5 separate regions of the Homo sapiens genome follow, and regions 1, 2, 4 and 5 are each linked to region 3. Evidence: chromatin loops called from intact Hi-C (ENCODE). Cell type or tissue: dorsolateral prefrontal cortex. All regions are shown on one strand.

Region 1 (5,000 bases), 240 kb after region 3:
TGCCTTGCTACTAAGGTGTATCCCTTTAGAAAACTTTATCAATTTTTCTGTCTATTACAAGGTCTTTCTGTTTTGACTGGTGGAAATGCAAATATTCCCAGCCCTTTGTGAGCTTTGTGAATTGTTCAGCCTAAGGTTTTCCAGTTGTTCTTTCCTCGGTTTGGGGAAATGTCATCCTACTCATACACAGATTAGTTTCCAGCCAAAAACTCAAGGGGACTCTGTGTGCAAATCCCCAGAGCTCTCTCTCCCTGTGCAGATTTTTCTTATCCAAACTCAGCTCTCTCTCCTCTCAGCCAAATAAGATTGCCAGAATTTGTTCCCCTCCCTACACTGTGGCTTGAATAATTTCCTCCAGGCAATAAGCTGGGTCAGTCATATCTCATTTGATTTTCTTCTTTCAATCACCATAGTCACGCGCTGGCTGTAGTCTGGCACCTAAAATCAGTGTTTCGTATATCTCTTTCCAGTTTTGTAGTTATTTAAAGTGGAAGAGTAATTTTGTTGTAATTGGTTTTCATTAGCAGTTGCAGAAGTATTGTTGCAAGTACTTATTAATAAAATAATTAAAATATAAAAGGTAAACAGAACTTTTCCATTTTGCTTCCATTTTTTTCCTCTTCCCTCCCCAGTAGCAATTGTTCTCATGAATGTGGTGCATAAAAGTAAATATGTCATTCTTTCAGGCAGACGAGAAAAGAGGGCTTGATATTGTGAAATATCTACAGGGTCTTCATCCCTGTTTCTTGGCACACAACTCCTGAAATCCTTGGAATCTCCAAAGTGATATCTTTTTGTATGCCAATGATGGATGGATGGCCAGCAGCCCCTCAGCTTTGAGATGGGGACTGGTCACCAGAAAGACAAAGGCAGGGTCCCCAACCTTCTGGGAAGAAAGGGGCCAATAGCCAGTGGTTTAATCAATCATGCCTAGGTAGTAAGTCCTCCCTAAAAGCCCTAAAAGGATAGGGCTCAGAAACTTTCATATAATTAGACACATGGCGGTTCCTGGAGGGTGGCATACCCAGAGAGGGCTGGGAAACTCCATGTTCCTTCCCCCATAGCTTGCTCTATGCATCCCTTCATCTGTTTCCTTTGTAATATTCTTTATAATAAACTGGTAAACATAGGTGTTTCCCTGAATTCTGTGAGCCACTCCAGCAAATTAACCAGAGAGCCTGTCGTGGGAACCCCAACTTGAAGCTGGTTGGTCAGAAGTTCTGGAGGCCAAACCTGTGACTAGTTTCTGAAGGGGGGCAGTCTTGTGGGACTGAGCCCTCAACCCGTGGGATCTGATGCTATCTCCAGGTAGAGAGTGTCAAGATGAAATTGTAGGACCCAACTGGTGTCTGCTGCAGAATGAATTGCTTGCTTGGTGGTGGGGCAAAACCCCCCCAACACACATTTGGTCCCAGAAGTCTTCTGTCTGTGTTAGTTGCTGTTGTTGAGTGTGGCATGAGAGCAGTGGAAAATACAATTTCAGTTCTTTCCTCAAACAGAGGGAATTTAGTTTTAAGGTCATTAGGTTTAGAAAACAGTGTTTGACTAGAAGATTGCATCGGTGTGGATTCAAAGGTAAAGAGAAAGAGTAATTTGGACAAGAATTATTTACTAAATGAGAAATTTAAGTAATAAGGGACTGGCTACTAGGAAGTGAAAATAACGCTCAACAATATAAGGGTAGCAGATAGAAGGAGCAGCTGCCAACCCTTGGGCTGAGATAGAGCAGCCACAGGAAAGCAGCTCCCCTACCCCACCACTCGCCACACACGGCTGGGATCCAGACCTGCGGGAGAGAGAGCTGTGGCTCACTGAATGAAAGAGGGGCTGGCAGAACTTGCTGAAACCTGCCTTCTTCTGGAATTTGCCAGACATTCTTCCACTAGGTTGGCAGTGAAATCTGTTCTCAGGAATGAGTCTCATTGGAGACACTCCAGTATAAACCCACTAGAAGCAGAGACAGAGGGGCTGGTGGATGCCGCTTACCACCACGCATCATAGTTGGGGGGCACCAAAGAAGCTACAAGTGCTGCAGAAGCTGGTGAACCATCACCAATATCAGGAAACAAAATCCTGCTGTGTCTCTCTGGCGCCCTCTACTGACAAGCCTTAACATTGTGTCAGTTGGCAAAGAAAAATAAAGGGCTCAGATCCATTTCACAGAGCAGGCAAAAAGATGGATTTGGAGCTGAGAGGCAATAAATAAATAAGTGACACGAGGATGAGGATAAAATGTCAGATTCATTACTAGATATTTATTTTATTTTAATGTTACCGAAGATAGCCTCATTTAGCCAAATCAAGCAGTGGAACCAAGAAAAATTAGGTCCCCACTTCTAACTTGTTACACTTGAATGTGAATATGCCAATTAGGAGTGAGCCCCCACATCTGAGGGAGCAATCCACAGGAAAAGGCTAAACAAAGAACAGAGAAAATATGTGAAAAAAGACAGCCCCAGAGAATAGCTGGAACTCTGCTTACCCTGCTTAACTGAATGATGCTATGACCTGTGATTCTAGTCCTTGACTTTTCCCCTTGAACTTGGATTCTGGAATTGGGGAAGACAAAAACAAAATTGGTTCATTAAATATCAGTGGTCAAATGAGGCTGTAAATATTTAAGTGTTTCCCATCCATAGTGATATGAGGTGGAAAAATGATAGTATCCTGTTTTGAAATCTTGGAGATAGATAAGGAGAATCTGAGAAGAACTGGGGCTTAGTACTGCAGCCCTTCCCCACTCCAAAATAATGGATCACAAGGAATTTTTAATTGCACTTGTCTACATGAATGGATTGGTTAGGGAAATAAGCTGTTTATACTGCTGAAAAAGTGAGGCCTTTCCCTGAACTCCCGAGAACTATGGAAAAACATTAAAACCACACTAAATACACAGTTTGCCAAATACCAAAAGGGCAAATAATAAAATCAGTATTGAACCAAGTATGAGATTAAAACAAATATCATCATCATAAAATAAAGTTCTGAGAATCAAAATTAAATCCTAAGGGTTTTTTGAAAAAAACTCAATTATTAATAAAATTCGCTGTTGAGTATTTCATCAGTAAGATTTTAATTGTGTGACATTAGATGACAGAAATAAACATTCTTTGGAGTCCTCTATATTAAACAGTAGGTCACTTGCCCCTGGGGTTGTTGAAGGTATCTATATTTTTTGGCTATCACTGCTGGTATTTATGTTGTCATCTAATCATTCAGCTCTCCTTTACCTAAATAAAAGGCACTTACTGTGGTAGATTAATGCGAGGACATTTTCTCTTCCAATTCTGCACTAAAAGATTTAGTCAGTATTAAAACTGAAATCCCATTGAAACAGTCTCACAAACCAACCATTTTTGTACTACTTGAAGAAAGTGCTTTTAGCATATTTTCCAAAGCTGACTCAAGGCGGCGTCCTTCATTTTTTTTTTTTTAATTGTAACATTCTTTTGAAGTACTTGCTGTTTCTCACAATCCCTTGAGACAATTTTGTCTTTACCTTTCATATAGGAGAAATTTGGCAAAGTAGCAATGTTGGCTTTCTAGAAAACAAGGTCATTCTAGAAATACATTTCCTTCCACATTGTTTACATATCAATTACAGTATCTTCCCAGGAGGACAATGAGAGGAGAATCTTTAGAGCAGAAGGCATAAAAAAGTGTTAGCCACAATATTTTTGTCACTTCTAGGATCAGAATATTGTTGGCAATGTGCAAGTTGAGAGATGACAAATGATGTTGAAGTCGTCAGTGGGCTTGTTCTTGAACTAGTCTTGGAGAGATGGTACTCAGGGTTCTCAAGTTTTTTAAGCAGCCTGTCCAAAGCCTCTAGACAGGTGGCCTGGAAAGCACAGAACTTAGCTGAATTTCATGACCTCTGAGACAGGGACCCTGAACGGTTTGGATCCCCACCCAAATCTCATGCCAAATTGTAATCCCCAATGTTGAAGGTGCAGCCTGTGATACTGTCCTCACCACAGTGAGTGAGTTCTCGTGAGATCTAGTTGTTTAAAAGTGCAGCATCTTCTGCCTCTCTCTCTTGCTCCTACTCTGGCCATGTGATGTATGTGCTTCCCCTTCGCCTTTTGCCGTGATTGTACATTTCCTGAGGCCTCCCCAGAAGCCGAGCAGATGCCAGAATCATACTTCCTGTACAGCCTGTGGAACCATAAGCCAATAAAACTTCTTTTCTTTATAAATTGTCCAGTCTCAGGTATTTCTTTATAGCAGTGTGAGAACAGACTAATACAGACCCCCTTATTCCTCCAGTCAAACTGACTCAAGGTGAGCAAAATATCATTTCTTTCTAGGGCTAACCAATCTATTCTTGTTAACCTGAATTTTCTGGAAAATCTGCAATGTCTTTTTCAGTCCTCTTACTTCTTTTTTGCAAAAACACACAGATTTGTCTATCCCCATCAAAGCTTTTCATTTATCTCAGCACCTCACCATCTCCTTTACTATGTCTCCTTCTTCTATTTGTCCTTCCATGTCTCAAATATGTGGTTTATATTCCTCACTACTCAATATTTTCCTCTCTAATTTAGTTTCCATCATTGCCCCTCTGCTAAAGATAAGCTCAACAATTTGTTAATTCCTTTGAGTCACTTTTCTTTAATGTTAGTCTTGGAGGTGGAGTGGAGACCTTACTATGCCATTACATTGTTTTTGCTTAAATGAATATTTTACACCAGATTTGCATGACACCATAGCGAGAGAATTCCTTTTCTTTCTTTTTTAAAGAGGCTCAACCTCTTTTGATTAATAGCTTGCCCTCAATTAGCACATAATACGTAAATTCATGAAAATTACAAAAGCAGAAGAGAAAACATTATCTGAACTAAGAATTTACCCATTTTATTGTCTTTTGAAAATCTTAGTTAGTATTACGTCACTTAATTTAGAAAAAAAGTTACTCTAAAATGATATAAATATTAAATCTTAATGAACCCAAGAAATGAATTCCTTTACATAATAGAGGTATAAAATATTAATTTAAA
Region 2 (5,000 bases), 170 kb after region 3:
TGGTGAGGTGTTCTGGTTCTTATGCAGCAAATCGATGGCATTAACATGTTTCAACTATAAATTATCTGAGAAACTATCAGCTTTTAAAATTTTTTATTCATAAAATATCAAGGACTAACAGTAGAAATTTATGGCAAGCCTACTATATAACAGTAAGAAGGAATACATTAAAAAAAGAAACCAAAGCCACTCCTGTTAAAAAAAATAGATTAAAAAAGAAGTATATAATTTGTTTCCTAATTGTACAGTGTGGACTAAAATTTTGTAGATGTCCAGAAGACATCATGAGTAAATATTAATAGTTGTAAAGGCCAGGAGATTAAACTTGACATGTGGTTGGCTCCAGATGTGACCTTGAGCCTCCCTGACTAGAAAGTCACTGCTCTTTTCCAAATACTCCAAAACTAGAAAAAGCTAGCTTGGAAAATTTGCTGAGCCAGGAAAAAAAGAAGAAAAACTGATTATGCACTAAACTCTAAGAAGATCAGAGAACACATTCTCAAGACAAACCTCAAAGGTGAGAAATCATCTGTTTCCAAGAAAACAGGACTTGCAAAGTCTACTCCGGCATTTTTGCCAAAGAATATCGAGTTTAAATAAAGGCAGGCATAAAATGAACTTTAAAAGATTCACTGAAAATATATTCTTAAAAGAAATCTGCCGTGGCTAATGAAATGGTCACATTAATAAAAAGATCATTTCAAAGTCTATTTTACACTTTTCTTCTCCAAAGAAACTCAAAGTCATTTATGATATTACCCGAGAGCCCAAACTGTCAAATACTAGAGAAAGTAAAGGTATGAAGTGATGAAAATAAATACCTGAATCATAGTTCTCATACCCTGACGAATCACCTATGCTCTTAAAGTGCTCTTAATCTTGACTACAGAGCTTTTACACAGAGTAAGTGAAAAGTAAGGGGAGGTTGGTGGGTTTAAAATGGGTTCTTTTTTTTATTATTATACTTTTAAGTTTTAGGGTACATGTGCACATTGTGCAGGTTAGTTACATATGTATACATGTGCCATGCTGGTGCACTGCACCCACTAACTCGTCATCTAGCATTAGGTATATCTCCCACACAATACATAAATAGACGTGTTATGGGGGAAGAGGGAAAGGCAAAAGGAGTAGCAGCTCCAGCACTAGAGTTGAAAGTTCAAAGCTTTCCCTTGTTAAACTCAGAGAGGGTACAAGGAGCACACTGCCTTCTCCTGGCTCAGAGAAAGGCGCTCAACTGTGAATACGGTTCTAAAGACAATGTATCTAGCTCTTTATCTTTATGCACACACACAACACACACACACACATATATACAAACAGGCACATATATACACATATGCACACACAGACACTCAATTTGAGATCTCCCTACTTGCCTACCAAAATCTCGAATACACATGCAGACACACACACATGCACATTAGGAACACACACATGCATGCACACACACCAGCACACTCTTGCACATGCCTGTGCACACACATCACACATGAACGCACCACAATGTGTATCTCACACCCACACACAAACGTGTATGTACACAAGTGCACATCACACAATGTATGCCAATGCGTGTGCCATATGTGCATATGTACTTCCTGTAGACACACATGCACAGACTCTCAGACACCCAACCCTCACACACTTATGTAATGCACATAGGAAAACACACAACAAAACAAACACAGAGATGCACACACATTGGATAAGTATTCACTCACATATCACAAGGCAGGCATGCAGACACTCATATACATCCATGCACACATGCACACAGGCACACGTACAGATATACTTGCAGACACAGGTGCACATATAATAATCAAAGACTACCGATTAAATACATCTCTACTAAAATGTTGGGAATTTTAAGTTATAAAGAAGGGAAATGAAAAAAGAAATCAGAAATCAATACCCATGTTATTGGATAGAGTAAACATATCTTCAAGTCCCTGAGACCTTCACTTGCAGAATGGAGGTTGCCATTTTAATTCAAGAGAAGCCCAGCGTTAATGCCAAAGCAAGTTATAGTAGGTGTGTCTAACTCTAAAATGTCAGGCAGCACTGCTTAATCCTCTAAATACACAATTCAGTTCCCAGCTGAGTTGAGCAATTCAATCAAGGTCACTGAGAATGGTAAACAGCCGTAGCCTGACTAACATTTGAACATGAACCACAGGACCACTCCCCTAAATTCATTTCAATATTTCATTTCATAAACAAGATAGGGAAATGAATTTAAAATACAGATTTCTCCATTTAAAATTCTATTTAATTCATCATCATAGATTAGAAGTTTGACAGTGACGAGGTGCTTATAATATATGTATGAATCTGTTGCATTTTAAGCGCATTCATACACATATGGAAGATTGAGATATGTGCATATAACTGGTGTTCTCTGCATTGAAGACGTCCAGCTAGCAGCCAATATACTTTGTGGATGCCAAATTATGCTATTTTAAATATGATTAACAACAGCAAATTAGAAACAAAAACATCTCCAAAGCTCCATCTTACATACATTTAAATAATTATTTTTGTGTGTGGAAAGACCAATATTCTGCAGGTGTGCAGATATAAAGCATAATTCTTTACCACCCTCTTGTGGTGATTTTAAAGAACAACTTTCTGATCATTGAATCTCCCTCCCTATTTCTAGAGTAATATTGAGCCTCTACACTTCTTTTAAGGTGATTCATAAGAAATTGCAGATATTTGACAATTTTTGACCTACAGAATGGTGATTTCATATGATATTGCTGCAATTAATCATTGTCCATGTGCTCTGAAGCCAAGGAGAATTCATGTACCATTTACTTGGATTTTTAAAACTTATCCTTCCATAAGAATTCCCTGTCTAGCTTTAAGAGTAAACAGAATTTCATCTTACCCTTCCTATCCACAGTTTTCTTGCTATTTATCAACATGACCTAACTCATTAGAGTTGGTTCCATCCCTATGCTGTACGCATGATGCCTTCTTTCCTAACTGCTCCTCACTTCACTGCGGTCCCTTCCTGCCTCATCCAATAGCTATGCAGTCTTTATTACCCAGATAGATGTAACTTTCTTGGATATATCCAGTGCACTTAGATCTGTGCCTTCTCTCTATTCCAATGACTATAACCTGAATCTAATCAATTAATTGTCCTATACTGTCTTATTTACCAGCAGTTTTTTTTTAATTTCTCACTTATACATTAATATATCAACTCCCCAACCATATGCTGAGAGAGGAATTTCTCTCTCTCTCTCTCTATCTCTCTCTAGTGCAGGCAGAATAATGGTCTCCCAAAGATGTCCATAGCTAATCCCCAGAAACAGTGAATATGTTAGGTTGTATAGCAAACGACAGTTAAAGGTGCTACCCAGCTGACATTAAAATAGGAAGATTATCCCAGACTTTCAAGGTGGACCTAATGTCATCTCTTCAAAAGTGCAGGAGGAGACAGAAGCAAGAGAATTGGAAAGACGGCAGCCTCAAAAGTATTCAGCCAAACCTTGCTGGTTTTGAAGATGGAGGAAGGGAGCCATGAGCCAAGGAATGTGGATGACCTCTAAAAGCTAGAAAAAGCCACAGAATGGTTTCTTCCTTACAGCTCCCAGAAGGACTGCAGCCCTACAGATACTTTCATTTTAGCCTAGTAATCTATTTTGGACTCTGACCTCCAGAACTATAACATAAAATATGTATTACTTGACACTAAATTTGTGGTAATTTGTTGCAGCAGCAATAGAAAAAGCTCCATCTATTCATGGCTTTAGACAGGCTCTGGTAGGAGAGGTCTTGAGGTAGAGGGAAGAAGCATAGAGAGGAGACAACACAAAACCTAAGAGTCTCTGTCTTACACAGGCTGCCATTATCTTTAGAGTTAGAAAGACACGGCTTCTACTGACCCCATTACTTGTTAAACTCTTGAACATGTGGCTCAACCTCTCTAAGACTCAGCTCCTTCCCTCAAAATGAAAGAAGGGAGGATTTATAAGGTATCATCCAACATAGGCTTATTAGGATTTTAGATATATAAACTTCTAACTGCTAAGCTTTACAGGCATCATTTAGCAAAATTTCTCTTTCTCTATCTAAACATACCAGTTTTGTAGGAAATTCTCAAGCCTCAGAATAGATAACAAATGGAGTATGTAGGGAAGGAAAAATCTTTTCCCTTTACCCATCTGCAATGGACTGAATGTTTGTGTTCCCCCAAAATTCATATTGAAACTTGAATCCCAATATAATGGCGTTTAGAGGTTGTGGCCTTTGGGAAGTAATTAGGTCATGAGAGTGGAACTGTCATGAATGGGACTAGTGCCCTTACAAGAGCAGGCTGGACAGCTAGCTTGTTCTTTTTACATTATGTGAGGATACAAGGAGATGCCAACTGTGCAAACTGGAAGAGGACTCTTACCAGACCCTAACTATGCTGGCACTCTGATCTAAGACTTCCAGCCTCCAGGATTGTGAGAAATAAATATTGGGTCTACGGTAATTTGTTATAAAAGCCCGAATAGAATAAGACACTATCTTATGTTCATTGTAAACTAAACTCACAAAAGACAGATTAATATGAGAAAAACAAAGAGTTTATTAATATGTGCAGTGCACATCACTTGGGAGAAACCTCAGTGACAAGTGACTCAAAGGGGTGATTAAACTTGAGCATACCAGACTGGGCAGCATAGCAAGACCACATCTCTACAAAAAGTACAAAATTAGCTAGGTGTGGTGGTGTGCACCTGTAGTCTTAGCTACTTGGGAGGCTGAGGCTAGAGGATCCCTTGGGCCAGGAGTTGGAGGCTGCAGTAAACTATGATCACATCACTGCATTGCAGCCTGGGTGACAGAGCAAGACCTTGTCTCAGGAAAAATAAAAAAATAAAAAAAAAAGAAAAAGAACTTGTGCATATATAGTACGTTAGCAAATAATAATAAATTTGTAGAAAAATGGCAAGACATAAGAGAAAAGACTTTTAGCCTTCCAAGGGCTATAACTT
Region 3 (5,000 bases):
CAAAGACATCAGAATATACAAAAATCTGCAAGAGGGGTGAAATCTAGCGAATGTTTTTTAAACCATCCACAGCAAAAACAGAGATGACAGGTACAAAACAGCTTCTAGCATTTGGTAGATGCTCAGAGACTTTCTTTTTTGCATTCATGAGGCCTGTCCTGCCCACTCCTGTCTCTTCTAGACCTAAATGGGCCCTTGCTTTGCCCAGGGTGGGGTTTGGACTCAAGTGCATCTGCATGCAGGTGAGAGCCAGGATCACCACCCGGCCCAGCTAGAGGCTGACCTTGGCCTTGAGGGCCAAGTGCAGATCACCCTGCATCCTGGGTCTTCACCTTCGAAGGGCCATGAGCCCTTCTGAAAAGACAAAGCAATAGACTCCCTCCCAGAAAGAAGTACACCAGAAGAATATGTTTTCCATACAAACTCAGGGGAGACAGACATCCTCCACCCCCACCCACCCAGCCCATCCTAGGAGCCCCGGTGAAGAATTCCTGTGCTAGAGGTGAACCAAGATTATCCACATGGAAAAGATGCAGACACAGCAGGGAAGACTTTCGGGGCAATACAGTAGGTCAGGGCTTCGATCATGGAGATACCTGAAGTTATCTCACACCCTGCTCTGAGTTTCACCCTAAGCCTCACTCTCATAGGTGGTGAAGCATGAAATGTTGGGAGAGCTGCTTTAAAACCCAGCACAAGGCTGGGTGCACTGGCTCACACCTGTAATCCCAGGACTCTGGGAGGCTGAGGTGGACGGATCACCTAAGGTCAGGAGTTCAACACCAGCCTAGCCAACATGGTAAAAACCCATCTCTACTAAAAATAAAAAAATTAGCTGGGCGTGGTGGTGCACGCCTATAGTCCCAGCTACTCGGGAGGCTGAGGCAGGAGAATCGCTGAACCCAGGAGGCGGAGGCTGCGGTGAGCCAAGATCGGGCCACTGCACTCCAGCCTGGGCAACAGAGCGAGACTCTGTGTCAGAAAAAATGAAAAACCAACACCAGCATGAAGAGCCAGTGTATTGTGTGGGGTACTTTGCTGCCCTTGGGCAGAATCTGCATCCCACCCAGCCAGCAGGAGCTGCGGACTGTCTCCTCCCTCTCCCTCCAGGCTCCTGATTTCCCACCATCCCCACTCCTGCTACACCAGTCCCTCTGCCCTCCTTTCCAAGGGCCAGCCCGTGCCCACCTCAGAGCTTGCACAGGCTGTTCCCACTGCCTGGAACTTGCTCATCCTGCACTTGGCTTCTCTCGGCTTTAGTGGGAGTGTCACCCTGAGCGTTCCCTCCCCTCCATCCTGTCCCCAGGGACACACGCTCCAAGAGAGCAGTTGCTGAGTGGGCCTTCCCGCCTCTTCCATAAAGCCAGACAGTTGGCGACTGTCCTTACAGCAAACCCTGGTTCACACTGGCTCCCCTGGGAGGGAGGTGGTTTGGGCCCACATGCCCTGTGTTCCTGCTCAGAATGGGCATTAGAAATGCTGCCATAGCCTGTGCCACTGCAGTGGAAGCATCTTTAGAAAACGGCTTATATCTTAAGACAAACTTCAGATGCGTGGGGCCAGAACGCCGTGTCCATGTACATCTTTGCTGAGGGATCGGGTAGCCTGGAGTTTGCCCTCTGCTGTGTTGGCTTGAAGCTCATAGGAGACTTAAGATGGGCTCTCGAGCAACCAACGTTCTGTCCTTTGCCGTAGACTGTGAAGCATCCTGTGTGTGTGTGAAGCACCCGCCGTCAGTCAAGAAAGCCCGGTGCTTTCTCTCAGAACTCATCAAAAAGGTCAGTTATGGGCAGTGTCCGCCCAGTAGCCGGACAGCATAGCCACCTGCGTGCTGGAGACCCCATCCTTCCCAGGCCCTGGGCCTTCTTTGCAAACCCCAGCATGGCAGGGGCCTCCCCAGGCAACTGGCTGCATCTGAGTGTGACCCATGGGAGACAGTGCAGGGCAGGAAGAAGGGGAGGCCAGCGTCTCTCCCTCACTCTGCCTCCTGGGGTTTCCACAGCAGCTGCTTCTCTGGGGCGCCAGCTCCTAGCATATGAATTCTCATTCCTACCAGGCTGGTCCAGCCCACAGCACTGGAACCCTCACCCACACCCTCTGTCCTGCCCGCTGAAGGGTTTGGAGTTTCCTGCTCTTGTCCGTCTCTGGGTTGCCCCACGGGCCCCTTTTGGAAGATTTAGCTCTTGCCATACCTTTGGAACTAGTTCCTCTGGTGAATTCTCTGCTTTGATCCTGCTGGAATGAGCTCTTTCCTGACTGATATAGGATGGATTTTATTTTTTACTTATTTATTTACTTTTTTGAAACAGTCTCACTGTGTTGCCCAGGCTGGATTACCGTGGCACAATCTCAGCTCCCTGAAACCTCTGCCTCCTGGGTTCAAGCAATGCTCATGTCTAGCCTTCTAAGAAGCTGGGACTACAGGCACACGCCACCATGCCCGGCTAATTTTTGTATTTTTAGTAGAGACAGAGTTTCACCATGTTGGCCAGGCTGGTCTCGGACTCCTGACCTCAGGTGATCCGCCTGCCTTGGCCTCCCAAAATGCTGGGATTACAGGCATGAGCCACCTCACCTGGCCTAGGATGGATTTTAAAGATGGGCCTGAATATGCAGGGTTTGACATGGGGATGTCGAGAGGCCATTCCTCAGTAGGCAGAAGCAGACTTGCTGAATGAAAGGGCCACACTTTTAGCAAATAAACAATCCCCTGCTTCTCCAATACCTGCTTTCTCCCTAGTCCTCCCCAAAAGGGTGCATCTGTGGTCACCAGCAGTTCTGCCCTGTGCCACCAGGAGAGGGCAGCAGTCACCTAGTGTACCCTTCTGCTGCCCTATGAATCATAGGACGGGGCCAGCTGTGGAGAAGCAGCCTGCTGACAGCCACAGCCTGCAGCATGGGCCGCCCTCACAGTTCTGTCTGGGCTCACTTAAAAGCACCTTTTGTTTTCCTCCTCTCTGTGTTTGATCCAAACACAGAGCTCTCTGTCGTGGTCAGGTGGCAGCTCTCACGGAATCCTTGTCTCCTGCCCTAGACTACATCTAACCCTACCCTCTCAACACCTCTTGTTGAAGGCCCTCCCGTTCATGTTTCCCTACCAAGTGGAATTATTTTTTTTTAGAGACAAGATCTCTGTTGCCCAGGCTGTCCTGGAACTCCTGGGCTCAAGCAGTCCTCCCATGTCAGCCTCTAGAGTAGCTGGAACTATTCGGCACACACCACCATGCCCAACGAAGTGAATATTTTATATGCCAGCTGGCCGGTGTTACACCATTCCATCCCAAATCTCCCCTCCAAACTTGGTGAAAATCATCTGGCCATTTTTACAGATTAGAACAAAAGCAAACAAGCTCTCACTCTGTCTGCCCCCAGCACGAGGCTGTCCACATGGAGGCTTTGGACGAGCTGTATGAGGCACTGGCAGAGACCCTGATGGCCAAGGAGTCCACCCAGGGCCACCGGAGTTATTTGCTGGTATGAGAAGGGCACCCTCCTCCCCCTCACAGCCCAGATACACTTCCTGCACAGACAAAGTGAAAATGTGGGTGTGGGTTCAAATTCTGACTCACCCATTCTGCAGTCTTAGACATGAAGTCCATTAACCTTCTTTAGCCTCAGTTTCCCTGTCTGTAAATCAAGCACTTCAACAACAACAGCATGTCTCGTGGGGTTGTTGGGCATTTGTCCAATAGGTGACACACACTACCTGCTTCACAAGGACCTGGTGCCCAGTCCTCAAAGAATACTTGACAGGGCTGGACATGGTGGCTCATGCCTGTAATCCCAGCACTTTGGGAGGCCAAGGCGGGTGGATCTGAGGTCAGGAGTTCGAGACCAGCCTGGCCAATATGGTGAAACCCTATCTCTACTAAAAATACAAAAATTAGGCCAGGCGTGGTGGCTCATGCCTATAATCCCAGCACATAGGGAGGCTGAGGCAGGGGGATCACCTGAAGTCAGGAGTTTGAGACCAGCTTGGCCAACATGGTGAAACTCCATCTTTACTAAAAATACAAAAATTAGTGGGGTGTGGTACTGGGCGCCTGTAATCCCAGCTGCTCAGGAGGCTGAGGCAGGAGAATCTCTTGAACCTGGGAGGTGGAGGTTGTAGTGAGCTGAGATCGTGCTATTGCACTCCGGCCTCGGCAACGAGAGCGAATCTCTGTCTCAAAAAAAAGTACAAAAATTAGCCGGACATGGTGGCACACAACTGTAGTCACAGCTACTTGGGCGGCTGAGGCAGGAGAATTGCTTGAACCCAGGAGGCAGAGGTTGCAGTGAGCCAAGATCGTGCCACTGACTCCAGCCCGGGTGACAGAGCTCAAAAAAAAAAAAAATAAAACATAGATACAGAAAACCACAAAGGAAAAACATAGCATATTGAATCATCACAAGGCAGCCATCCCTTCATAGCCACACCTGGCCCCTGGCCACCACTGACCTGTGCTCCATCACCAGAATTCTGTTGTCTCAGCAATGTTCGATGAATGGACTCCAGTGTGGCCTGAGTGTCTTTCATGCTATGTGACACCCTTGAGGTCTGTGCAAGCTGTTGGTATGTCAACAGTTAGCTGCTTCTCATTGCTGAGTGGCGATTGGTCCTGTCATGGTTTATTCAGACATATGGTGGATGGCTACTTGTCTTCTAAGCCACTTGCCTTCTGATCGCTGGACTTACTCTCTCGCCCTCTCTTGGTGCAGCCCTCGGGAGGCTCAGTCACACTCTCCGAGAGCACAGCCATCATCTCCCATGGTACCACAGGCCTGGTCACATGGGATGCCACCCTCTACCTTGCAGAATGGGCCATCGAGAACCCAGCAGCCTTCACTAACAGGTGACCTTGTGGCACAGGGCAGGGCACTGAGGCAGGCTTACCCTGGTGCAGTTGAAGACACGGTCCCCTTTCCTCCCACCAGGACTGTCCTAGAGCTTGGCAGTGGTGCCGGCCTCACAGGCCTGGCCATCTGCAAGATGTACCGCCCCCGGGCATTCATCTTCA
Region 4 (5,000 bases), 140 kb after region 3:
AGTTATCTGTTGTTTTTGGATCAGCAGGCATGCTCCATCTTCAGGTTCTCAGCCCTCTTTGTGATACCAATTTTGACCTGTTGGTGGGACTGTGCCTTCTTTGGAAAGGACCAGGAAATGTCAACTTTTCCTGGGGGAATGTGGAGGTAATCTGATGGTGGCATCTGCTGATATGGCCACCACAGCTGTCTGGAGATTACTTTTTCTTCATCATTCTTCCATATTCATTCTTCCTATAGCTGGGTGCCAGGCCCTCCCATTTTTGGCATATGGATGACCTATTTCCCCTTTTAGAATGCCAGTCCTCCCAGATAGATAATACATACTTCTGAGCTTAACAGTCTGAAGATCCTATCCTTCCATAGGAGCCACCTACTCAACAAAGACTGAAGGTCCTGGTTCCTCATGGAGTACTTCTCACTCTATGGCAGACTTTTCTCTCTAATCTCCAGCCTTCACCTCTGCTAGGCTTTCATAACAACCACCATTGATTTTCTACTATTGGCTGGGTATTTTTATATCCATTATTTTATTTAAAGTGGACAACAACTCAAAGTAGATATTGTTATCCCCACTACCAGATGAATAAACTACAGGGCAAAGAAGCTAGGGAACTTTCCATGGGTCACACATTATAAATGGACAGAGTAGAAATTGAATCTCACTCTATCAGACTCTTTTCTGAGAGTTGACTTGATGACCTGGAAGGGAACAGACCTTGTGTGCTTGAAAGAGCTTGTATATCTTGGATGCTTGAAAGTAAGTGTGAAGAAGATTTCAAGGGAGAAGGAATTTTGTGTCTGTTGACTTCTAAATTTTGCTTAGTGAGGGGGTGGGTGTGCCAGGGAACACTGCAAATCAGGGAGAAAGGCCTGACAAAAACCCTAGTTTACTGCCTTGCACTAGATCAAATGTTAGTTCATACCTAAATGTGAGTTTGTGCTTTGAAGCAATAAGAAATTAATTTTAAAATGGTCTCAGGAGGTTTTTAAAGGGCAAATTTTCAACAAATAAAACTAACATGCTTAATTTCATTTCCTTGGAATTTTCATGGCAAAGATGCTTTCAGTGATCTGGAGCCACCCTTTAAAAAGATACAGACCAATGAAGTTGGAGAGTCTTATCTTTTGCATTGAGGCAACCTCAACATTTAGGCGCACCACTGAAGGTCTCAGAGCCTGACCTCATCACTACCCACCATTAGCACGTGGTCAGGAGAGTCCAGGGATCCCAGTATGAGCATTTACAAATGAGGAAAACGACACCTATAGCAATATATCACCAATGTCTTGCAAACAGCCTCATTTATAATAGGTACTCAATAATTTTATTGAATAAGGGAATAAAGGAACAAATAAATGAAACAAGTGATTTTCCAGAAGGTCACACAAACGGACAAAAATCCAATGTTCTAAACCTTCACTTCATTTCTTAATCTAGTTGTATCATCCTCTGGGTGAGCCTAGCCCACTTTAAAATGGATATTCGGATGTCAGAATGAATAGAGCAGTGTGCCTGACTTAAGTAATATCAAAATTGTAGAGATGTGGAAAAGACGGAGTTGATGAAGCTCCTGTTATCCAGAGACCATGACCATTCCAGGTGGTTGGTTTCGTTTCTAATGCACATCTGCTCCACTTCACCAATTGCTTTGAGCAATATGCGGTTCTCATGACAAAGTCAACAATTCTTTATCATCTGCGTGGTCAGTCACCCTTTCATTGTCCCTCCCTTGTAATTGTTTAATCTGGCGTCCCCTGCCGCATTTCTTGGCTGCCTACTCTCCCTGCTCCTATCAGTCAGGTTGTACTCAGGGAATGCAAATGCACAGAATAAGTCCAGAGTCAATTAGAACTAATTAGGTGTTTTATCTGCTGGTTTGGATTATCCGTGCCCTCTATGGATACATGGCATAGGCTGGTTGAACAACCATCCCTGGATTGGGGAGCATTCTAAGATTCACACACAACTTCCTATTGTCTGTGCTAATGGAGGTAAAGGCTGGCATGAATGTACAACAGAGACATTTAAAAACCAAGGTATAGTTTATGCCCATTTTCACCGTAGATTTTAGTGAGTGTTTACAACTTTATATACCTGTGTGACCATCACCACAATCAAGGCATAGCATACTTTCAACATCACAAAAAGTTTTCTTGTGCCATCTCAGCCGATCTGCCCCTACCTTGGCCCCAAGCAACCAGCAGTCTGCTTTCTGTCACTGTAGATTAGATTTGTCTTTTCTAGGGTTTTAGTTTCTCCAATTTCCTTCCCAGTGATGTCTGGTTCAGGATGATATTAAAATGTGTTCATGTTCCCTACATCCACACTGATTGGTCAGGGTAGGCAGAACTGGGATGTGGAAGAAACATGAGAGGCAAGACATGGAGGCTGATGAGCATAATTATTGGCAATGAGAAGAATGTTGGCTCTCCCCAGTATTTGTAGAATATGACAAAGCGTGTGTGCCCATGTTGTGCCCTGAACCTATTTTCAAGTGTGTTCAATACAGAGTCTTCTAAATTTAACTGCCTAGGAATTGTGTATTTTGCTTTGAATGGACACTTGGAAACTCCAGACTCTAGCCAGCCCCTCTCAGCCACGGAGTCATTGCTCCCCCTGGTGTAAACACAGAGACTAGTCACCCTGTGTCATAAGGCATTCCCACCCACCGCAGCCCTCCCTGGACCACGAGGAGCCAAAGGCAGGCAAGAAAGCTTCTGGCTCTCTCTGGCTGTTGTTAGGTTCATGGGTCAGATGCTGAGTTTGTGAACACAGAGGAACACTAAGAGATCAACTGCTTGAGAGAGGACAGAAACAGAGAGAAGGGAAACCCCAGAGACAGAACTAGCTAGACATGCAAGATAGAGAGGTGAGGGGGCAGAGGCACAGCCCAGAAAACAAAGCAAGAAGCGATAGAGGGATGGTTTTTTTCTCCATTTATGAGACATCCTAAAAATTTACTCCTCTGCCCAAAATAGATTTAGATCCACGATATGAGAAACCTTGAGAAGTGAATTTTAACATGGAAATGCTGATAAATCTTTTAAACAACTTATACACCTCCAGGTGTTGTTGGACCTGCTTAATCCCTTTAAACCTCCAGTAACTCCATCCATGGTGTTTAAAGTCTCATAAATCTGCACTAGCTTAAAATAGGGATATATAAATCACATTTAGGGTCTTGGGAGTAGGGACAGGAGATAGGCATCCCAATGCCATTTAAAACCACAGCACAGACTTTTCATCAATTTTTTCCAAGAAAAGTTAAAATGAAAAACATTCAGGTTTCTGGGTTGTGGTTTCATAAGTTCTCAATTTGTTCTTTTTCCTTTTTTTCAGGGGGGTGGGCAGGGGTCCAAAGGAGCATTGACTAGCTAGTCAATTGGAAAGAAAAAAATTGCAAAGACCCATCTCACTTAGTCCTTTTACACAAAATAAAACCAAAAAGAAAAAATAATAATGAAATACTACCAGAAGTCATTAGAAAACAGCAATGTTTCTAGTAAAGCACCAACAAAAATGATGTCTGGTTTTTGTTAAATTGTTAATTTATGCAAAAAAATAAAAGTTATAGATACTATCCTAATAATAATAGCTACTTTTACTTTCTCATTCCTACCACATGCCCAGTACCTACCACTGAGCTGAGGACACACACAACCACCTCCTTCTCATCCCCCTGCTGCAAAGGCTGTCAGACTTTTTCTGGCTCCTCATTCGCAATATTTCTCATTACAAACATTGATTCTCAACAGCTGTTTGAGAAGGTTTTGGAGAAGCCACACTCTGCTAGAAAATCCAGGGGGTACATGAGAGATCCAGCAGGGGAGGCTTTTCTGTGTGAAGAGCTTTGGGTACATTATCTAATTTTATCCTCACAGCAGCCCCATGAGAAATATTATTATTATTTCTGTTTTACAGATGAGGAAGCTAAGGTTCGGATTGTTTAAGTAATTTACCCCAAGTAGCATGGCTGGTAAGTGATGGAGCAAAAATTCCAACCCCGAGTCTGCTTTAGAAGACCTGATCTTATCCAGGATGCCATCAACCTTCTGTGGGCAATAGACCCAGACCACAGATCATTTGGAAGAATCTCACATATCACACTCTAAGAATTGATATGTTTTCTGCTTCCTCTTTTCTGGCCTGTCCCAGTGACCTTTCAAACCCCAAAGTCTTGGAAAAATCTACTGTGTTAACTGAGTCTTTACTGAAACTTCAGTCCATGTAGAGAAAATAAGAGTCTCCAGCTTGTGTCGCTTGCTTCAAGTTCCAGTTGGCCTGCGGGGATGTACCACCAAGTGATCCTGGGAAAACATTGGAACTTTAGTTTCCTTACCTACTAAATAGGGACCTATAAGACCTATCTTTGGGGTTGTTGTGAGGGTTAACATGTGGGAAGACCATCTGGAGCCTGCAAAGTCCAGGCAATTGCTGGGTCATGTGATGAGTATGGTACCCAAGTATGGTGCCTGAAGTATAATAAAGAGGAAAAGCCTCCCTAAGGTCTGTCTTCACAGAGCAGATATTACAGAGCACTTTATCCCCAAATAGTTCAGAAGGTGTCTCCTAAGAATAAGGACATTATCCTGTTTTTATATAATGTATATAACCGCAATACTTTTATTACACCTAAGAAAAGTAATAATAATTCCAGAATATCAGATATCCCTAGTTGTTTCAAGAATGCCTTTTATAGCTGTTTTCATTGTGCCAAAATACACATAACATAAAATGTACCATTTTAACCATTTTTAAATGTACACTTCAGTGGCATTAAGTACAGTCACATTGTTGTGTAATCATCACCACCATCTACCTCCAGAACTTTTTTATCTACCCCATGAAACTGCATCCAGTAAAACACTAACTCCTCAGCCCCTGGCAATGACCATTTTACTTTCTGTCTCTATACATTTGACAATTCTGGTACTTCATGTAAATAGAATCACACAGTATTTGTGCTATTGTGACTGACTTATTTCACTTAGCACAAT
Region 5 (5,000 bases), 210 kb before region 3:
GAGAGGGTCAGCAGGAAAACATGTGAACAAATGTCTCTGTGTCATAAACAAGGTTAGAAAAGTTGCTGTGCCTTGATGTGCATGTATACAAACATCTCCATCCATTAAAAACAGTATTGCCACCAGCATGTCTCAACTCCAGCCCTAAGGCAGTTTTCTCCTATCTCAGTAAATAGAACATACAATCGGGTTTTACAGCGAGATATTCCATTGCCCAAGGATGAGCAGGAGACAGATGCCTTCCTCTTATCTCAACTGCAAATAGGCCTTCCTCTTTTACTAATCCTCCTCAGCACATACCCTTTATGGGTGTCGGGCTGGGGGATGGTCAAGTCTTTACCTTCCCAGGAGGCCGTATTTCAGACTATCACATGGGGAGAAACCTTGGACAATACCTGGCTTTCCTAGGCACAGGTCCCTGTGGCCTTCCACAGTGTATTGTGTCCCTGGGTACTTGAGATTAGAGAGTGGTGATGAATTTTAACAAGCATACTGCCTTCAAGCACCTTTTTAACAAAGCACATTCTGCATAGCCCTAAATCCATTAAACCTTGAGTTGACACAGCACAAGTCTCTGTGAGCACAGGGTTGGGGCTAGGGTTACAGATTAACAGCATCTCAAGGCAGAAGAATTTTTCTTAGTACAGAGCAAAATGGAGTCTCTTATGTCTACTTCTTTCTACATAGACACAGTAACAGTCTGATCTCTCTTTCTTTTCCCCACATTTCTGTATCCCGAGATCATGGTCATTTTCTTGACTATCTATTCTGATCTATTCTGCCTCAGTTTCCCCCTAAGAGATCTTAGGGTCATAATCATATTGGAGGTTGAGGGGCTAGGTCACTTTTTCTGGAGCTGTTTCCTGCTGAGTGGGTGTTATTTCTGCCTAGTCTGGGCCCTAAAGTTTCTTCCTGTGTGATCTAACCGGGTGTAAACCATGTAATTCGTGGAACCAGTGGGCAAGATGTTGACAGCCAAATGTTGAAAGCCTTGCAAAACCTTCATGCAAACATGGAGTTGCCGTAAGCAAGAGAGCAAGAAATCAGTTAACATTTTAAACAAAATTGGAACAAAAGTAAAAGCTGAAAGTATAGTAATGGCTGTTACTATTAAAGAGAGTAAGGCAGGTAATAGACATTGCTTTCATGGTCCCATGGAAGTTCCTAGAGATTCAATTTTGTCTGCCTGGGTGATGATATTATTAATATTTTCTTGGACTAAACCGGGCTGATTGATCTCAAAAACAGCATTCTTCTTTTAGATATAAACATGTTCCTCTTTGCCCGGCTGGGAGAAGATCCCAGGCTCTTTGCTTTTGTCGGACTACAGTGTCCATGGAGTCCAGACATTGTTGAAGTCTATTGAGGCCCTCTGCTGCTTGTTGCGGACCCATTGAGGTTTTCTGAGATAGTTTATACTGGATTCCCAAGGCTCCACCTTATGGTGACATTTATGCTGCAAAAGTATTTTGCATTAAAATGGTGAAAGCAACAAACGTTTTAAGTATTTTCTATTTTTTGCTAATAAGCAAAATTTTGTGCAGCTAAGTTGGCAGCAGTCATTCGGTCCATTTGTGGATGGTACAGTTGAATGGTGGTCAAAGTTAGAGCCTGGAAGCCTTCAGTAAATACGCTGAAGTTGTCTGAGGGCCATCAGAGTTGTTGCTTATATTGGATTAGATCATTTATTGAGAGTAGAACAAGCACTCTGATGGTCCTCTCTCCATTTGGGACTTTCTGTAAGGGGAGCAATTTCTCTGGCCCTGGATGGTGTGAAGTCCCACTGTGAGTAACTGCAGCTGTGCTGGTCTCTATTGTACCTGGCAAAGGCCGATGGAAAGGAGCATAAGGAGGAGGTGAAACAAGCTTAGATTCTACAGAAGACTCTGATAGTGTGGGGATGCTGGGGATTCTAAAAGAGGTGTGGACCCTTGAGGGCCCCTGTCTGGAGCTGGTGTTGGGCTGTGGGGTCTGGGGTCCCTTCCCCTTAATAAGAGATGATCTTCCCATTGTTCTGAGGGGCTTTCTGGCTTACTAGGCTTTAGCCCACAGGTGCTGCATAGAGCTGGATTTTGTTGTCAGGCCAGAAAGGCTTGCACATAGGATACTTCAGACCATTTTCCCTGATTACTACAGAAAAGATCTAGCTGTAGGATGGAGTTAAAGTTCACAGTCTCATTCTCCAGCCATGTTTTGTCAGCTAATCTGTAGGCAGGCTAAATAGTGTTACAAAAGAAGATAAGGTTTTCTTTTTTCTAAGTTCATTTAGCCAAAAGCTGTTCTAATTTTTAGATATACATCCCAGGGGTGTTTCAGTGACAGTAGAGGAAGCGGCTCCCACGGTGCCGAGAGAATCCTGCAATGACAGAACATTTACTGAAGTCCAGGAGGTTGTGGGCATCCTCATGAGCCAAGTGAAAACATCAAGGGGTCCAGCGCATCCCCTCGAAACCCCATTAACTGAAGCTCTAGGAGGTCATAGGCATTTGCCATACACCGTCCTAGCTCCCCCCAGCGGTGGACATCTCCAGCCCTACCGAGATGACCCCCACTGCGGGCTGGGGGGCAGATGTCTGGCTGACAAGCCTTGCCCTAATTCACTGGTTTGCCATTTGTGACGCCCAATTACAACACCTGGAATGCTCAGATGCAATCCCTACGACTGGGCATCTATATGACTGTGCATCTTTTGTTCAGCAAAGAAAGCCTGCTGAAGAACAATTTCAAGGAGCTGGGAAATGCATAAAGCCTGAAGGGACAGGGTTCTCTTAATGTGCTGCTCAAAACAAAACAAAAATTTTGTAAACAGAAAACCTGACCAGAAAATAAATTACAATAGCCACTAGGTGGCGATCGAGTATTGCTGAACGGACAGCAAACGATAAGCTGAGTCCAAACTGTGGCCAGAAAGATGTGAAACTAAGCGGCAAATAGCCCAAATATGAAATGTTGAGGGCAACCCATGTGGTTAGCGTATTTATCGATGCTACAGAAGCAGCAGCGAAAAGGAGAGCGGACATATATTCTCTCTCTAAAGAATGCAGGTGACTTAACAACGTTTCCCCCAGAACTTTACTGAAACAGCGCTGGAACAAGCAGCGATAGTTAACCAGGTAGTCTGGAACTGCCATAGTATTCACTGCAAGTAAAGGGAAACTGAAATTAATGAAGCAGACAAACCTCTCCCCAGGTCATGGCACCAGAAATGTTGATGGCTGATGTAATACCTTGGTTCTTATCTTCTTAGTTTAAAAGAATTTAAACAAGAGACACACAGCAAAAGAAGTACAGCATAATTTATTGCAAAAAAAAAAGAGAATATTTTGAAAATTAAGTGCAGAATAGACGGTACAGTCTGAGAAAGAGATTCCAGGGCAGCCTGCTCATAAAAGTGAGACAGCATTAATTATTGCTGGAGAAACCCTCTTTATGGGAGTTTTGCATGATTATTTCATAAGAAGGTGGAAAGAAGTGTTATAGTAAGCATGTTCTGACTGGTCTTCTGGGTACACATGTGCAGTAGCTGTACATATTTGTGCATACATTGCATGCCTCACTAGCATCTTAAATCTCCACCCAGGAATGTGTTTTTTACTATTAAAATGAACAAAGGTCAGCTTGAGGACAGATAAAATCAAAATGCACATGCTCTGTAGAAGTAAAAGTCCCTACTGAAGATAGCGGGTTTCAAATGACCCCAAGTGCTCCACATCTTAAAAGTTGCTCCCGTAAAGCTGGAACACTATCTGTTCCTGAGGTATCAGGTCCCATTTGTGGCTCTGAGCCACTGGCAAGCCAGGCCTGACTTGAGATGAGACCAATGATTTCAAGTGTAAAATGCCTAAATAGTAGCTTCAGGTTGCATTTTGGAGCTGGTCCACTTAAATGGGTTGATGAAAATGGCTCACAAGACTCACGCCTCGGAAATGGGGTTTTTCCTTTGCTCTTAGCAGATTTTATGCAACCCAATAATTAACCTTTCTGATGCCTAGACTTTCACATTCGTGAAAAAGGCGCCATTGAAAGTGACCTTTCCAGGAAGCCACAGCCCTTGTCACCCCTGCAGAGCTCTGAAGCTGCTCACAAGCAGGCCAGGTGGAAGATTTCTCTCAAAAACGATTGAGTGCGTGCTCTGGCTAGAGAAAAAAGAGGGCTGCGGCACTATGGACAGTGTCTTGGACATCAGGAAATTTTTCACGCAGTTTGGGAAAGAAGGCAGCGCCCTGGGCTGCAAAAGATGTACTGCTCTGGAAAGAACCCTGGGTGCAACTGAAAGAGGAACCTGAGAAGGATAGGGCCAAGCAGGTGAGGACAACCCGCCCGATTTGGGAAAAGGTAAGGTATCTTCGTAGGGTAATACCCTCCTCAATGCTCAGCCCAGACCTGCCCTCCAGGTGCACCTCTGTACTCACTCTCCTTGCAAAGAGTCGGCAGAGCATCAGAACTCAGCAGCGCTTCGGACACCGGGAAGTCCACACCGCTCTGCCCCTCCCTCCAGGGCTATGGACCCCGGATCCTGGTACATGCTGGGATTATAGCTCTGAAGCTTACCGACAAACAGGCTGAGAGTAGTTAACGGACTACAGCTCCCAGCATATTAGGTGGGGCGGGTACCACTCTGCCCCTTCTTCCAGGGTTGCCCCTCGCCCTGGAGCCTGGTGCATGCTGGGATTGTAGTCCTGTAGCCCTTTGACCCAAGGGTTGGGAGTGTTTATGAGAGTGCATCTTCCAACAATCCTAGGGAGGCGCGCACAGCCCTGCCTCGTCCTCCAGTGACGCGCACTTTCCCGGAGCCCGGTGCATTCTAGGATTGTAGTGCTGCAGCCCTGTGACCAAAGGGCTGGGAGTGTTTATGAGACTGCATCTCCCAGCAAGACCAGCGAGATGCGCGGAACCTCGTCCCTTCCTCCAGTGATTAGCGCACTCTCCCTGAGCCTGGTGCATGCTGGGATTGCAGTGCTGCAGCCCTGTGACCAAAGAGGTTTGTTATAGTTATCTGT

What was found. A loop is a pair of places that touch in the nucleus more often than their neighbours do. Peaks named below come from ENCODE experiments on the same cell type or tissue, not always from the same donor. Only the 100,000 strongest peaks of a DNase experiment are listed, where the experiment ranks them.
Region 1: it touches region 3 in a loop (3-fold over the local background); 24 of 110 quality-filtered maps call a loop at or near these places.
Region 2: it touches region 3 in a loop (4-fold over the local background); 15 of 110 quality-filtered maps call a loop at or near these places.
Region 4: a loop joins it to region 3, with 4 times the contacts of the local background. A loop is called at or near these places in 87 of 110 quality-filtered maps.
Region 5: it touches region 3 in a loop (7-fold over the local background); 14 of 110 quality-filtered maps call a loop at or near these places.

Annotation. Positions count from the first base shown.
Region 1 is chr3:75,189,344-75,194,343 of GRCh38, reverse strand. No RefSeq gene overlaps it. Among named protein-coding and RNA genes, the nearest start is that of MIR4444-2, 23 kb to the left of the region's middle. In dorsolateral prefrontal cortex, a CTCF peak has its summit at 2,117 (motif pointing left); a DNase peak (open chromatin) is centred at 2,079.
Region 2 is chr3:75,256,611-75,261,610 of GRCh38, reverse strand. No RefSeq gene overlaps it. Among named protein-coding and RNA genes, the nearest start is that of MIR4444-2, 45 kb to the right of the region's middle. In dorsolateral prefrontal cortex, a CTCF peak has its summit at 2,615 (motif pointing left); no DNase peak of the experiment used is centred here.
Region 3 is chr3:75,427,610-75,432,609 of GRCh38, reverse strand. It overlaps the pseudogene FAM86DP. Among named protein-coding and RNA genes, the nearest start is that of LINC02018, 5.2 kb to the left of the region's middle. In dorsolateral prefrontal cortex, CTCF peaks have their summits at 2,608 and 2,813 (motif pointing right); DNase peaks (open chromatin) are centred at 1,307 and 2,829; H3K27ac peaks cover 2,948 bases.
Region 4 is chr3:75,291,952-75,296,951 of GRCh38, reverse strand. No RefSeq gene overlaps it. Among named protein-coding and RNA genes, the nearest start is that of MIR4444-2, 80 kb to the right of the region's middle. In dorsolateral prefrontal cortex, a CTCF peak has its summit at 2,585 (motif pointing left); a DNase peak (open chromatin) is centred at 2,641.
Region 5 is chr3:75,641,053-75,646,052 of GRCh38, reverse strand. No RefSeq gene overlaps it. Among named protein-coding and RNA genes, the nearest start is that of MIR1324, 13 kb to the right of the region's middle. In dorsolateral prefrontal cortex, CTCF peaks have their summits at 2,684, 2,883 (motif pointing right) and 4,896; DNase peaks (open chromatin) are centred at 2,522 and 4,892; H3K4me3 peaks cover 2,128 bases; H3K27ac peaks cover 2,164 bases.